Regions from separate parts of the Homo sapiens genome. Here region 1 is linked to region 2. A link is a contact called in ENCODE Hi-C or POLR2A ChIA-PET data. All regions are on one chromosome and are shown on one strand. The core of a region is the stretch at or near the end of the contact, and the rest is flanking DNA. Distances in the headings are between cores, read along the strand shown.

Region 1 (6,413 bases), core at 911-3,410, 58 kb before region 2:
TTCAGGATTTTATGATGTTAGTTTCTAAATGCCAAGTATAAGGGACAACATTTTTGCCAGCAAAGTTCTAGAAAGTGTTTGTTAAAATTAAGTAGGTGAAATTTATCTTCTGTACTTTGGTTTTTCTAACATTTCTCTTTCTGTTTTTAGTATTGATCTTTTCCTCAAAGGCCCCAGTGTCCTTGTCCCAAATGAAAGGAGTGAGTAAGGAGGACAAGTCACAGTTTTGCCACTTAATAGCTATATCAATTTGGATAAGTTATTTATCCTCTAGGCCTGAGATTCCTCATCTATAAAACAGGCATGATCACAAAAAATTCCTCACAGTTACTGTGAAGGTGTAATAGAATATTGAATGCATGTATATCCATTAATGATTAACAAAAAATTGCTAGCTTTTTATTTTGTCAAACACAGACTTTTAAAAAAATTCAACCTTCATCTACTATCATAATCATCTTATAACAGAAGTGACAAGATACCATCCAAAAAGAAGGACATTATCTCAGAATTTATAATTTTATAATTTTAAATGTATAGTTTTAATTAGAAATTTTACTACATTTTCCCTGTTGCTCCTATTTCACCAAAAATTAATGAATACCTTTGTCTAATCTGCAAGCCTGTGTTTGAAAACCACTGTTATGAGCTTTCCAGTTTTCTTTTTTTCTTCAAAATTTACCTATCATGGTCTCATTCCCTCAAAGCTCTGTCCTTTTCTAACATTACAGCTATAGTGTTAACCATCACTGTCTGTAGTGAATATTAATGGCTTAACGTATTCATCTTTTCAAGAACATGTTTATATTCTAATATGGGGGCTTTATCCAAATAAGTGATAGTAGTGGTGGAAATTTCAGACTAGTTGGCAAGTCTAGGGGAAAACAAATATGATGCAGGTACCCTTTTCAGCATCCTGAATGTCTACCTGCTTTATACATGTATATGGCTGACTCTGTACCCTACCTTTCTTAGCTTTAGGATATTAAGGCCTGTCATAGATAGGCTAGGACTTTGAATGGTTTCCTCAGCAGCACCTGTGAAATACACTTAGTGTTAGGTAACATTAAGTGAAATCAGGGTACAAAGGTTTTTTTGTTTCGTTTTGTTCTGTTTTTTGAGACGGAGTCTCGCTCTGTCACCAGGCTAGAGGGCAGTGGCCCAATCTCCGCTCACTGCAACCTCTGCCTCCCAGGTTCAAGCGATTCTCCTGCCTCAGCCTCCCCAGTAGCTGGGACTACAGGTACATGCCACCACACCCAGCTAATTTTTTTATTTTTAGTAGAGACGGGGTTTCACCATGTTGGTCAGGATGGTCTCTATCCCTTGACCTCAAGATCCGCCCGCCTCGGCCTCCCAAAGTACTGGGATTACAGGCATGAGCCACCGCACCTGGCCCCAAAGGTTTTCTTGCTTAAGTTTATGCCACTTCTCCTGATTAAAGCCTACAGTATCAAGTAAAGACACATCCCCTCCTCAGTAGATCTTTGACCTGTCGTGACTCTAATGGAAAAAGAACATATTTTTAAGTAGGTTTTTTCTAAGGATTAACACAAAAGAGGCACATTATGCCCCAAAGGCTGGCCTACAGATTGCTGGTCACCCTACATAGTAAACAATGGGCTGCTCTGGGGACAATGACAGCAGTACTGACACAACAAGACTGGACTCCATTTCAGATCTACCAAGGGTAGGTGGACAAGATATAAGGAAGATACAGGTCTGCAGTCAGAAGACCTTGATTCAAACCTGAAGTTAACAGTTATCAGCTGTGGAAAGTAGTCAAGGTCTCTAAACTTCAGTTTCCTGAAAATGGGGTTAAGAATAGTACAAATATCATAATTAGTACAAGGATTAAACAAGTTAACTCATGTGAAACGTTTTAGTACAGTACCTGCTCATGGTAAGCACTCAATATTAGCTTTGTTATTATTATGTGCACTGTGACAGGATGTGCCCACTTTGCTGGTAGCTTCATTAACCACTTATATTAAGTGTGTTTGCTGTTTTAGTCAGAACATACTCTGAAATCACAAAATATGCAAACTCAGATCTAGATCTGGGCAAATGTGAGGCATATCTTGGAGTTCCCCTTTTAGTAGGTTCCACAGAAATATCCCAGCCTTTACTAAACTTTATTTTACTTCCTCAAATTATCTCTCACTTCTCTTTTGGGGCAATGCCTGTCCTGTCTCATTACAATTGTCTCTAAGGGAAAACTTTGTTGTTGTTGGCTTGTTCTCTTGTGTTTTTTGTTTGGGATATCGTGATTGATAGTACATTCTTAACCATGAGCAAATATTATTGGGTTGCCTAGTGAATAAAACATCTCAATTCACATTGTTTCTAAAAGAAAGATGTTCAATGAGTTTGTCTTGAGGTTGTCAGATTTCATAATTATAGTCAACTTTCAATTATCCACATAAATAAAAAGGGCGTCAGTACAGATAACAGAAAATTACAGGCTCTGAAATTGTGGTTAGCTATCCAGCAGAGTTGAGCCCAGCTTCTATATATAACCAACAGCAATGCCAAGTGGGTTAAAGGAATTTAGTCCCTCTGTAATCTCCTTCAAACTCTATTCTTTGATATGGATACTTGACATTTTCTCAATCTTATGTAAAGTGCTAAGAAATTATAGCTTTAAGTCCTTTCTTCCAGTGAGATTGTGGCTCCTGCATTTCTATAAAATACAGTTCCAGAGTTGGCTCTGTCATAGGTCTGGGACTGTCTCAGGCAATGTGTCAACCACAAGGCCAAACCATGATGCATATGATTAATTTCCGATTCACAAAACCCAGAGACTGATACCTGTACATATGGCTTACTTCATCTCCCTAGAGCCAGCTTTAATACCTAAATAGGTGGTGGTGGTGGGGGAAGGGTGGTGAGTGGCAACCCCGAGGCAACCTATTTCAACAGTAGAGCACTAAGATTGAGATTGTTAGATGTGTATTTTCATATAGTTTCCTCTAGCTTTCACTACTGATTTGATCCCTTGGGGTCATATAGCGCAAATGTTTTCTTCTTTGAATATTTGGAAAAAGCCGTTATATTCTATCTGGACTTGCCACTGAGAACTATACGACTTTGGCTAAATTCCTTCATCCTTCTGATTTTTTTTTTTTTAATTCTAGAAAAGGAGGACATTTGACTAGGTGATCTATATTAGATTCTTTAATTTTAATACTATATTATATAATTCTATGAAAGATCTCTTTTGATGATAGTCATAAAAATGGTTTATTAATGATACACAATACAATGTACTTCCTATACATAATATCAGATTCAGTGCTCATAATATTACTATGGGGAAATTATTATTTTCAATTATGAGTGAGGAAACAAAAAGTCAAAGAGATTAAGTAAACCCTGTCCTGAGTTTCCGATTCTAGCCCTCTGCTCCAAGATAGGTTCTACCTCCATGTAATATTTTCTTGAGAAACTGATTTTAAAATCCCTGGAATTGGTTGCCCAAATGTAAGATGTGTTTAAAAACAAAACCAAGTTGATCTTCAATTCAGCAGGTAATACAGCACACCTGGTGGTCATTGCCACAAGATGATGAGAAGCCTCAGGGAAAACCAGGCCTAGACTCATCTGAGCAGTATAAAGGTTGCAAAGTTTATCAGAAATTGGCGCCTGTTTCATAAGCATGTGAGCCTCTCATCAGGACCTTAAATAAACTAAAGACATTATTGTACAAAGATAATCATTCCTCCAGCATTCAGTCACTAGGGCCTGCTGAATGCTAGGCATTGATTAATCACTCTTACCCACAATTTCTGATTTATTTCTCATAAAAATTCTGTGGGGTAATAGTTCGTGCATGTATTATCCTCATTTTATCTAAGATGATCTTGAGATTAATAGAATAACTTACCCAGGCAGTAAGTGGCAGATCAGGATTATAACCAAGTCCTTTGGGCTCCCAGTTCCAGACTCTTTCTATTCTGCCAGTATTTCCCAAAGTGTGTTTTAGTCTACACTCATCCCACAAAATGTCTTTCCAAAAATGATGCCACAGTCAACAATGTTTGATTCTGCACATTGTGGGGTCCCTTAGAGATTCATAGAGTTTAGCACATTCAAGATTCCCAGAAAATTTCAGAAAGGAAACATGTTTAACATTTTTCTTTCTAAATTTTTCTGAACTTATTTGCAAAGGCATCTTTTAATCCAATTAACACATATTTAATATTCTGAGGAATGGTATCCTGCAGAACTCTTTGAGAAATCCTGCATCATGCCAGGCTACATTAAAAAGAAATTTTTATAAGAAAGGATTGTCACCATAAACTGTTATTTTGCTTCATGTTAAAAAAATAATTTTCCCATGAGTTAACTAGTGTATCTCATGAGATCATAAGCCAGATGTTCATAGAATTCAACAGACTTCCTGGCCCTGACCTGAGAAAATAAAATGTTGCCATAGAATTACATACATGAGAATACCAGATGGGAATACGAAGAAAGTATATAAACAAGTATTATCCATTCTCACGATACTCAGCCTACATTCTAAAGAAGTTTGTATATGCATGGAAGTTACAATTTATCCTCCCCCCAAATTCTTGCTATTTGACATGCCTTACATTTTTATTCTAATGTGAATGATTGCAAGAAAAGGTCTTTTGCAATATTATGGATAATTTTGTGATTGCTTGAAGCTATTAGCAATGCCTGGTATGCTTTAAAACTAAGGGTGGAAATCATCGAACAAGGCAAATTAAGTTGGGTTTGGTTATGAAGATTAATTGCTTAATTCAGCTGTCTAGTTCATTGCATACTTTTAAGATCTGCCTGCCAGTTCACCCTGGTTCTGTGACAGCCTTTACATTTTTTTTTTAAAAGTAACTTTTTAATTGGCAATTATGAGTCAACAAGAATCTTTGAAATGTCTTGATGAAGTTTAAAAAGTGAAATATCATGACTTTCAGATGACTACGCATAGAGTGGCAAAAGCTGGGGATTTATATTTTATTGAAAGTAAACAAAAAACAAAAGGGAGAAACACAAAGTAATTATTTGCTGTAAAATGCATGTAAATGCCTCCTGCTGTTCATCATTCATGTATGCTGTTCAAGTTACCTATATCTGTGTTACAAATTATGGCAAAATGTAGTGGACTAAAAAAAAACCCTTTTATTATATCTCACAGTTTTGTAAGTCAGGCATTTGGGCAGGGTTTAGCTGGATGATTCTTCTGCTCAACATGTTGATAACTGAGCTGGTCTAGATGGTTCAAGATGGATTCACCTACATGCCTGGTGCCTTGACAGGATGACTGGAAGGCTGGGCTCAGTGGGGCCCCTCTCCTACTCCATGTAGTTCTCTCTAGCAAGATAGTTGGACTTCTTACTGGGTAGCTCAAGGTTCCAAGAGAAATTGTTACACGACACAGGAAATAAAAATAGCTGGGCTCTTAAGGCCTGGGCCTAGAAATTAGCACAGGGTCACTTCCAGTGTATTCTGTAAGTCAGAGAATTTGAGAGGGAACAGCCCAACTCTCATGGCAGTATCAAAGAATTTGTGGCCATTATTAATCTGCCATATAGGCCAAAATTCTTTGGCAGAAAGGCTTGTGTAATGCAGGAAAAGAATGCAAAAGCTATTCTGAACTTTTAAACAGGTTTACCTTCTGATAACATACATTGTTTTATCCATAAAGCCAAAGCGATACTACAGAAATGTATACAATACACAATATGATACATCTGCAGGAAATTGCTCCATGTCCATATCTATGTTGGTGCTGACTTTCCATTTGAACATTTCTCTCATCACCTTATGCCTCTTGCGAGTACTTTCTAGCACTTACATCCCATCTTTGCTATTTTGCACATACTAGCCATGATAGCTAATGTTTTTTAAAAATCTCCAAAATAAGCAATAAGGTACAACAAATCTGCCAAAACTAATAACACAATGATCAAGATGAGAATGGCTGCTGCTATTCAATGTCTGTTGCTAGTTAGCAGAGTTGTGCCTTTGCACTGAGGTCAAGTTGGGCTTTATTTTTCCACAGCACGTAATCTTTGTTCTAAGATTTGTAAGTTTTAAAGAACTATAGCAGAGTTTTGGTATTTTTACTTGGGTGAAGCAAAAGGAGCTTCTTCTTTTTCTTTTTTTCTTTTTCTTTTGTTTTTTTTTTTAGACCAGGTCTCACTCTTATCACCCAGACTGGAGTGTAGGGGTGCAATCACGGCTCACTGTAGCCTCAATGTCCCAGGCTCAAGCAATCCTCTCACCTCAGCCACCCAAGTAGCTGAACTGGGACCCCAGGTGCTTACCATTACACCCGACTAATTTTTTATATTTTATATTTTGTATTTTGTAGAGATAAGATCTTGCCATGTTGACCAGGCTGGTCTTGAATTCCTGGGCTCAAGCAATCCTCCTACCCCGGT
Region 2 (6,376 bases), core at 710-3,209:
ACCCAAGATTGGCCTTTTTTATCACTTGAGCCCAGAAGGTCAAGGCTGCAGTGAGCCAAGATTGCACCATTGCACTCCAGCATGAGTAACAGTGTGAGACTCTGTCTCAAGAGAGGGGGAAAAAAAAAAAAAAGGCTTTTAAAGTGTCTTTTTAGACTTTTACATTGCTGTGGCCTGAACGACTCTGCTTTGACCTAGGATCTTGACTCAACTGGCCTTGTGACCCCCACATAGAAGAGTACTCAGCACACAAGGGCTGTTTTCCACTCCCCTATGATTGCATACTCAATCACTCAGCAGCATCCATTCCCTAACCCTCTGCCTGCTAACCTATCCTTTAAAAAACCCTAGCCTCTGAATTTTCAGGGAGGTTGATTCGAGTAATAATAAAACTGCTATTTAGCCCACTCTTCATATATTCAACTCTTTCTCTGTTGCAATCTCCCTGTCTTGATAAATCGTCTCTATCTGAGCAGCAGGCAAAATAAGCCCCTGGGGTGGTTACATTCACTAGAACTTAAATTTTGTGAGACCAGGAATTTTCATCTGTTTTGGTCCCTGCTATATCCCATATGTATGGAACAGTGTCTGGCACATGGTAGGTTCTCCATATATATTTTTGAATGAATGAATGACTAGACAGGATCTATGGCATGATGGTTAAGATACAGTCTCTGGTGTTACGCTAACTGCGATCAAATCCAAACTCTGTTCCTAGTAGTGTTAGCCTGTGTGGATACTTAACTTCCCTGTACTCATGTACTAGTTTTCTCATAGTTAAAGTGGCATTGATAATAACAGATCTTATTTCATAAGGATGTCATTAGCATGTGCTTAGAAACATGCCTATTATGTTGACTATTGTTTCATCTATCTATTGCTGTATAACAAACTATTCCAAAACATCTTGACTTAAATCAACATCTTATTTACTTGCTCATGATTCTTCCATTTGGGCAGGGCTCAGCAGGGAAAACTTGTCCCTGCTCTCTGTGATGACTGTGCATGCTGAAACATCCATGAGAGCTTCTTGGCTCATGTCTGTCACTTCAGCAAAGGCGGCTCAAATGGTTGGAGACAGGCCGGAAGAGCTTGCCTGGAATGGTACATCTGGCACCTTAGTTCTTTCCGTCAGCTGTGTTCTCAGCACTCCTCCATGTACCCAGCCTTAAGACTGCTTCCTTTCCACGTGTCCTCTCATGTGGTGTCTCCATGCAACCCTGAGCTGGCATGTAAAAAGTCTGGCTACCCTCCTTTAAGGAGTGCAAAAGTGGAAGCTTCTAGGCTTTTGAAAGCTCAGTCCTTTTAAAGGCATAAGGTCTTAAAGCTTAGGCTGCATTCTATTGGCTTTTCAACCTTGACACTATTGACATTTTTGGCAAGGTATTTTTTTGTTGTTGTGGGGGACTGTACTGTGTATTGTAGAATGTTTAGTAGCATCCCTGGCCACTACCCACTAGTACAGTAGGAATGCTAGTAGCATCCTTTCTCCACATTCCCCATTTGGGTCAAATAAAAGTGTTTCTAAACACTGCCAAATATCCCCTGGAGAACAAAATCTCTGTGAGAACCACTGGGTTAAAGTAAGTCACAGGTTCAGACCAGATTCCAGGGAGAGGATTGTCAAGGATATGAATACCAGAAAAAATGGTTCATTGAGGGCTGTCAGTGTAACAGAGTATTATTGTCTCTGAATCTTGCATCTCCAAGGAATTCATGTTCCTGAATTCTGCTCATATGTTGAGCCGTCTTTCCTTCTTCCTAATGGGCTTCTCATCCTAGTTGCTTATCTGAGTGTCCCTGCTTGTCACTAGCAGTGCTCTGCAGTTTCCAGCAGTTTGCATATCTGTGTGCTGCTCTTGGCTTCCTCTCTTGCACGACTCTAGAGATAGTCTGACATCAGACTTGCCTCTAGGGTGATTCTTTCCTCTCCCTCCCATCCCCTGTGGTTCAGTGAGTTATCTCTAGTGCTCATGTCGTAGCACATGACCAGGTTCTGGGGACAGATAAGGCTAATCTTGCAGCCTCCTAATATGTCATACTCTGTCATATCCACACGTATACTCAATTGCTCTCTCCCTAAGAGGTACTTGCTTTGCCACCCCTCCCTTCCCACTCCCAATTAACTCTTTTATTTTCTTCAAGATTCAGTTCCAGGCCTGCTTCTTCTAGGAAACCTTCCTGGAAAGCCCATTCTCTAGTCCTATTTAGCAGTTTATTGAGGGCAGAGGACATTTCATATTCATCTTCAAGTTTCCAATACAGTGTCTCTTGCATGGAAGGTATTTCTTAGATCAATACAAGAATGATTTAAAATGCAAAACAAAAAGTTTAAAATTTGAGGAGAGACTGAGAATGTGTAGAAGTGAGTCATATCATTCTCTTGGGGAGAGACTTCTGGGCAGGAGGAACAGCCAGTGCTTGGTCCCTGAGTGTGGAGTTCGCTGAGCGGGGAGTGGCTGTGATGTTTAAGAAAGACCAAAGGGACCAGCTTGGCTGGGGGAGTGAAGGAGGAGAGAGGAAGCCAGAGATGGGATCAGACAGGTAACAGAACAAAGCATCTGGCTGTGTAGGTCAAGGTAAGGGCTCTGGATTTGACTCTGAATGAGATGAGAAGCCTGGTGGAAGTTTTGTGCAGAACAGTGGCTTACACTGAACTGTATTCTTGGAGGATTGTTGTGGTTTCTGTGTTGGAAATAGAATATGACAGGGCCAGGGAGGAAGCAGCAAGACCAGTCAGAAAGCTATAGCAGTAATCTGGTGAGAGATGATAATTGCCTTTCCTGGTGGATTTGATGTGGAATATCGGAACAAGAAAGGTATCAGGGATGACCCCATGGCTTCAGCTCCGAGCAGGAAGAAGGGTGAAACATTTTCTGACAGAAAAGTCTACTTAGGGGAGGAAATGAAAAGTTTAGTATTTACATGTTAAGTGTGAGATGCTTACTGTACATTCCGTTTGTTGCACAGTAGACAGTTGGCAATAAAAGTGTGAAGTGCAGAGAGGCATATAAATTAAAGATACATAAATATGGATGTTCTTAGTTCTATTACTTAAGCTAAGATTGACTTCTGTGATTCAAACAATAACAACAAAATACAATGGTTTATTACAATAGGAGTTTATTTCTCATAATTCCATAGCCTAGGAAAATTCCAGATCATTGGCAAATTGTGACAAGACCTATTTCTGTGGAGAGTTGGGAATAAAAACCTGATTGAAGTCGTTCAACAAAGAATGAGAAAAGGGGAATTGGAAGTGGAGACTGTGTATAGACAATTCATTCAAGGAGTTTTGTTATAAAGGGGAGCCAAGAATTGGGGTGGTAGGTTGAAGGAGATGTAGGCTTGGGACATTTTGTTGTTGTTTTAATTTTTGTATTATTATTATTTTTTACCTGTGTCTAGAAACAAGTTCAGATGTTTTTAATTTTTAAGGCTTTTTTTTTTTTTTGGTCAGGCTCTGTAGCTCACTCTAGAGTACAGTGGCATGATCTCAGCTCACTGCAACCTCTGCCTCCCAGGTTCAAGCCATCCCCCGACCTCAGCCTCCTGAGTAGCTGGGACTATAGGCATGAGCCACCATGGCTGGCTATTTTTTTTGTTGAGACAGGGTCTCACTTTGTTGCCTAGGCTGGTCTCAAACTCCTGAGCTCAAGAGATCTGCCCACCTCAGCCTCCCAAAGTGAGGGATTACAGGCTGGGATTATAGGGATCCCAAAGCTGGGATTACAGGTGTGAGCCAACATACCAGGTCTCTTAAAGCATTTTTTAGTAGGAAAAATTATAGCGTGTTTATATGCTAATGGAAGTGGTTCAGTAGAAGGAAAAAGATTGATGATGCAGGAAAGAGGGAGGAGAATTTCAAGAGCCCAGTAGTTGAATAAGTAGAGAAAATGCCAACCAGAATGAAGACTTGGCTTTAGATAGGAGCAAGGATGATTCATCAATAAAAACAACAAGTGGCCGGGCACGGTGGCTCACGACTGTAATCCCAGGGAGGCAGAGGTGCGTGGATCGCCTGAGGTCAGGAGTTCAAGAGCAGTCTGGCCAACATGGTGAAACCCTGTCTCTACTAAAAATACAAAAATTAGGTGGGCGTGTTGGCAGGTGCCTGTAATCCCAGCTACTCAGGAGGCTGAGGCAGGAGAATCACTTGAACCTGGGAGGCGGAGGTTGCAGTGAGCCGAGATCGTGCCATTGCACTCCAGCAACAAGAGTGAGGCTCCATCTCAAACAAACAAACAAATGAACAAACAAACAAGCTAGCCTGAGCATATGGGCACAGAGGCAGGTAGGGGGATCAACAGGTCTGGTTTGTCTAGGACTGAGGGGTTTCTGGAATCACGGAACTTTCAGTGCCAAAACCAGGACAGCCCTTCATGAACTAGAATGGTTGGTCACCCTAGAAGTAAGAGAATTCATAGGGGGAGTTTATAGAAGTTATCTTTGGTTTGCTTTGAGCATCGCTAAACGAGAAAGGGCAAGACTTCCTCAGTGGCTTCAACTCATTAATAAAATGAGATTATAACCCATCTATGTAACCTAAAACCCAGTGTTATGCTGTGTGAGGAATATTACAATGAATAAGTTGTAGGTCCTGTTCTAGAGGAGTTTAAGCTAGTGTATGAGAAAAAAGAACATGACTACATGTAAGGCAAGCCAATCTGAGATGTCTGTAATGAGTTTATTCACTGTAACTTCTCTGAGTCATGTTCCATGTTCTTCAGGAACCTATTATCTGCTAGAGTAGATAGTACTCAGTAAAAATAATAGGAAACATTTCCTGAGATTTTACTGATTTCCAGCAGCTGTACATCCATTATCTCTTTTCATCTCCATAACAGCTTATTAGATAGGTCCAGCTATTATCACCTTCATTTTACAACAGAGAAAAAAATGCATACTGATTAAGCAATTTGCTCCAGGTCACACAGCAAGTGATGGAAGGTCTTGAACCCTGCTTGACTCTGCAGCCCAAGCTTTTAAACACAACATTACACTGCTTTCTAGAAATTATTATAATGCATGGGAATAAACTATGATTAGCACAGACAAATGTCCTAAAAATTTAGAAGAAGGCAAGGTAATTTTTGTTTGAGAAGAAGTCGTCATGAATGGAACTTGAAGAAGGTTAGTATTTCATTAGGCAGAGGTGAGGGGAGGACAGGCCAGGCAAAGTAACCTCAATAAGCACAAAAGTTCTTTTTTACCACCTCCAATTCTCATGGAGTCCCCAGCTCTGTGATCTGCTTGGTTTTCCTTCCTCTGCCTCCAAGAAGGATGTTTGAATTTTCAGAAGGTGGAATCACAGCATGAAATGATGCCTTTGACTTTCTTACATGCCTAGCTTACCTTTAGAGTTCTAGAATAGAGAACTCTGTTCGTCTTCAGGAGAATTAACACATGAGTGAATAAACGGATGAATGAATTCATTGCTTAAATACATTTTTTAAAAGTATGACACATACAGAAAAGTATGTGGACAATAAGTATCTTCATTAAGTGAACATCTGTATGACTGGCATTCAGATTACAAAACAGAGCATTACCAATACCTCGGGAGCCCTCGTTATGCTGCTTTCTAATTATTACCCCTCATTCCTTGCCAGGGATAATGACTCTCCTGACTCCTAAAATAAAACATTCACTTTCCCTGTTTTTAAACTCCGTACAAATAGAATTCTACATTTTGTTGTTTTTCGTATTTGGCTTTTTTTACTCATTATAATATTTGTGAGATTCATCCATATTATTGGATATAGCAGTAGGTTTTTCATTCTCATCACTGAATGGTATTTCACATCATGAATAGTCCAGAAAATCCCACTGTTTATTAAAGAATTCTACTCTCTATTTGTGTTGGAATAATGTCTAGTTTTTGGCTAACAATAGTTCTATCATGAACACTCTGAACTTGCCTTTTGGAAACATACTCTTTTCTTTTGAGCATAAACCTCCATGTACGTTTAGACGGATGACAGATTTTTTCTAGTGCTTTCATATTCTAGCACCTTGCTGGGCTTCCAGTACTATCCATCATGTACAGGAAAGGTTACAGGGTTAAAGTGGCCACTTATCAGTGCTCTTGGGTTTGTTGCAGAGCTTCTCACCAGATTACAAAATGTACCACGTAACTAGGCCTCCAGGATGTATTACTGAGATGAAAATCAAGTATTGCAAATAGGCTGTTTACCAAAGATCAAATAAAAGCCAACTTTACCTTCTTCCTGAGTAGCTCTGATCCAAAGCTATGAACATGGCCAATTTTTTTTTTTTTTTTTTTTTTTTTGAGATGGAGTCTCACTCTTGTCCCCCAGGCTGGAGTGCAATGGCGTGATCTCGGCTCACTGCAACCTCCACCTCCCTGCTTCAA

What was found. Hi-C counts contacts between places; a loop is a spot of excess contacts on that map. ChIA-PET counts read pairs that join two places held with the same protein, here RNA polymerase II (POLR2A). Pooled maps may share reads with other maps.
Region 1: a loop to region 2 is called in a map of heart right ventricle, with 1.8 times the contacts of the local background. The contact joins two enhancer-like sites. A Hi-C loop is called at or near these places in 5 of 168 maps with a recorded cell type or tissue (B cell, cardiac septum, heart left ventricle and 2 more), 3 of 37 single-sample maps with no recorded cell type and 4 of 50 pooled maps. POLR2A ChIA-PET finds 5 or more read pairs at or near these places in 5 of 52 experiments (AG04450, GM12878, OCI-LY7 and 2 more).

What each region holds. Positions count from the first base shown.
Region 1 is chr4:78,745,863-78,752,275 of GRCh38, reverse strand. No RefSeq gene overlaps it. Among named protein-coding and RNA genes, the nearest start is that of BMP2K-DT, 27 kb to the left of the region's middle. RefSeq lists enhancers at 1,656-1,705, 2,006-2,185. Within about 2 kb of position 2,160, at least 4 of the 41 ENCODE cell types and tissues checked have a DNase peak (open chromatin) inside an H3K27ac peak, as active enhancers do; they include B cell, where a contact is called at or near this core.
Region 2 is chr4:78,687,719-78,694,094 of GRCh38, reverse strand. No RefSeq gene overlaps it. Among named protein-coding and RNA genes, the nearest start is that of LINC01094, 45 kb to the right of the region's middle. RefSeq lists cis regulatory regions at 1,578-2,256, 2,422-2,528. Within about 2 kb of position 1,959, at least 2 of the 41 ENCODE cell types and tissues checked have a DNase peak (open chromatin) inside an H3K27ac peak, as active enhancers do; they include B cell, where a contact is called at or near this core.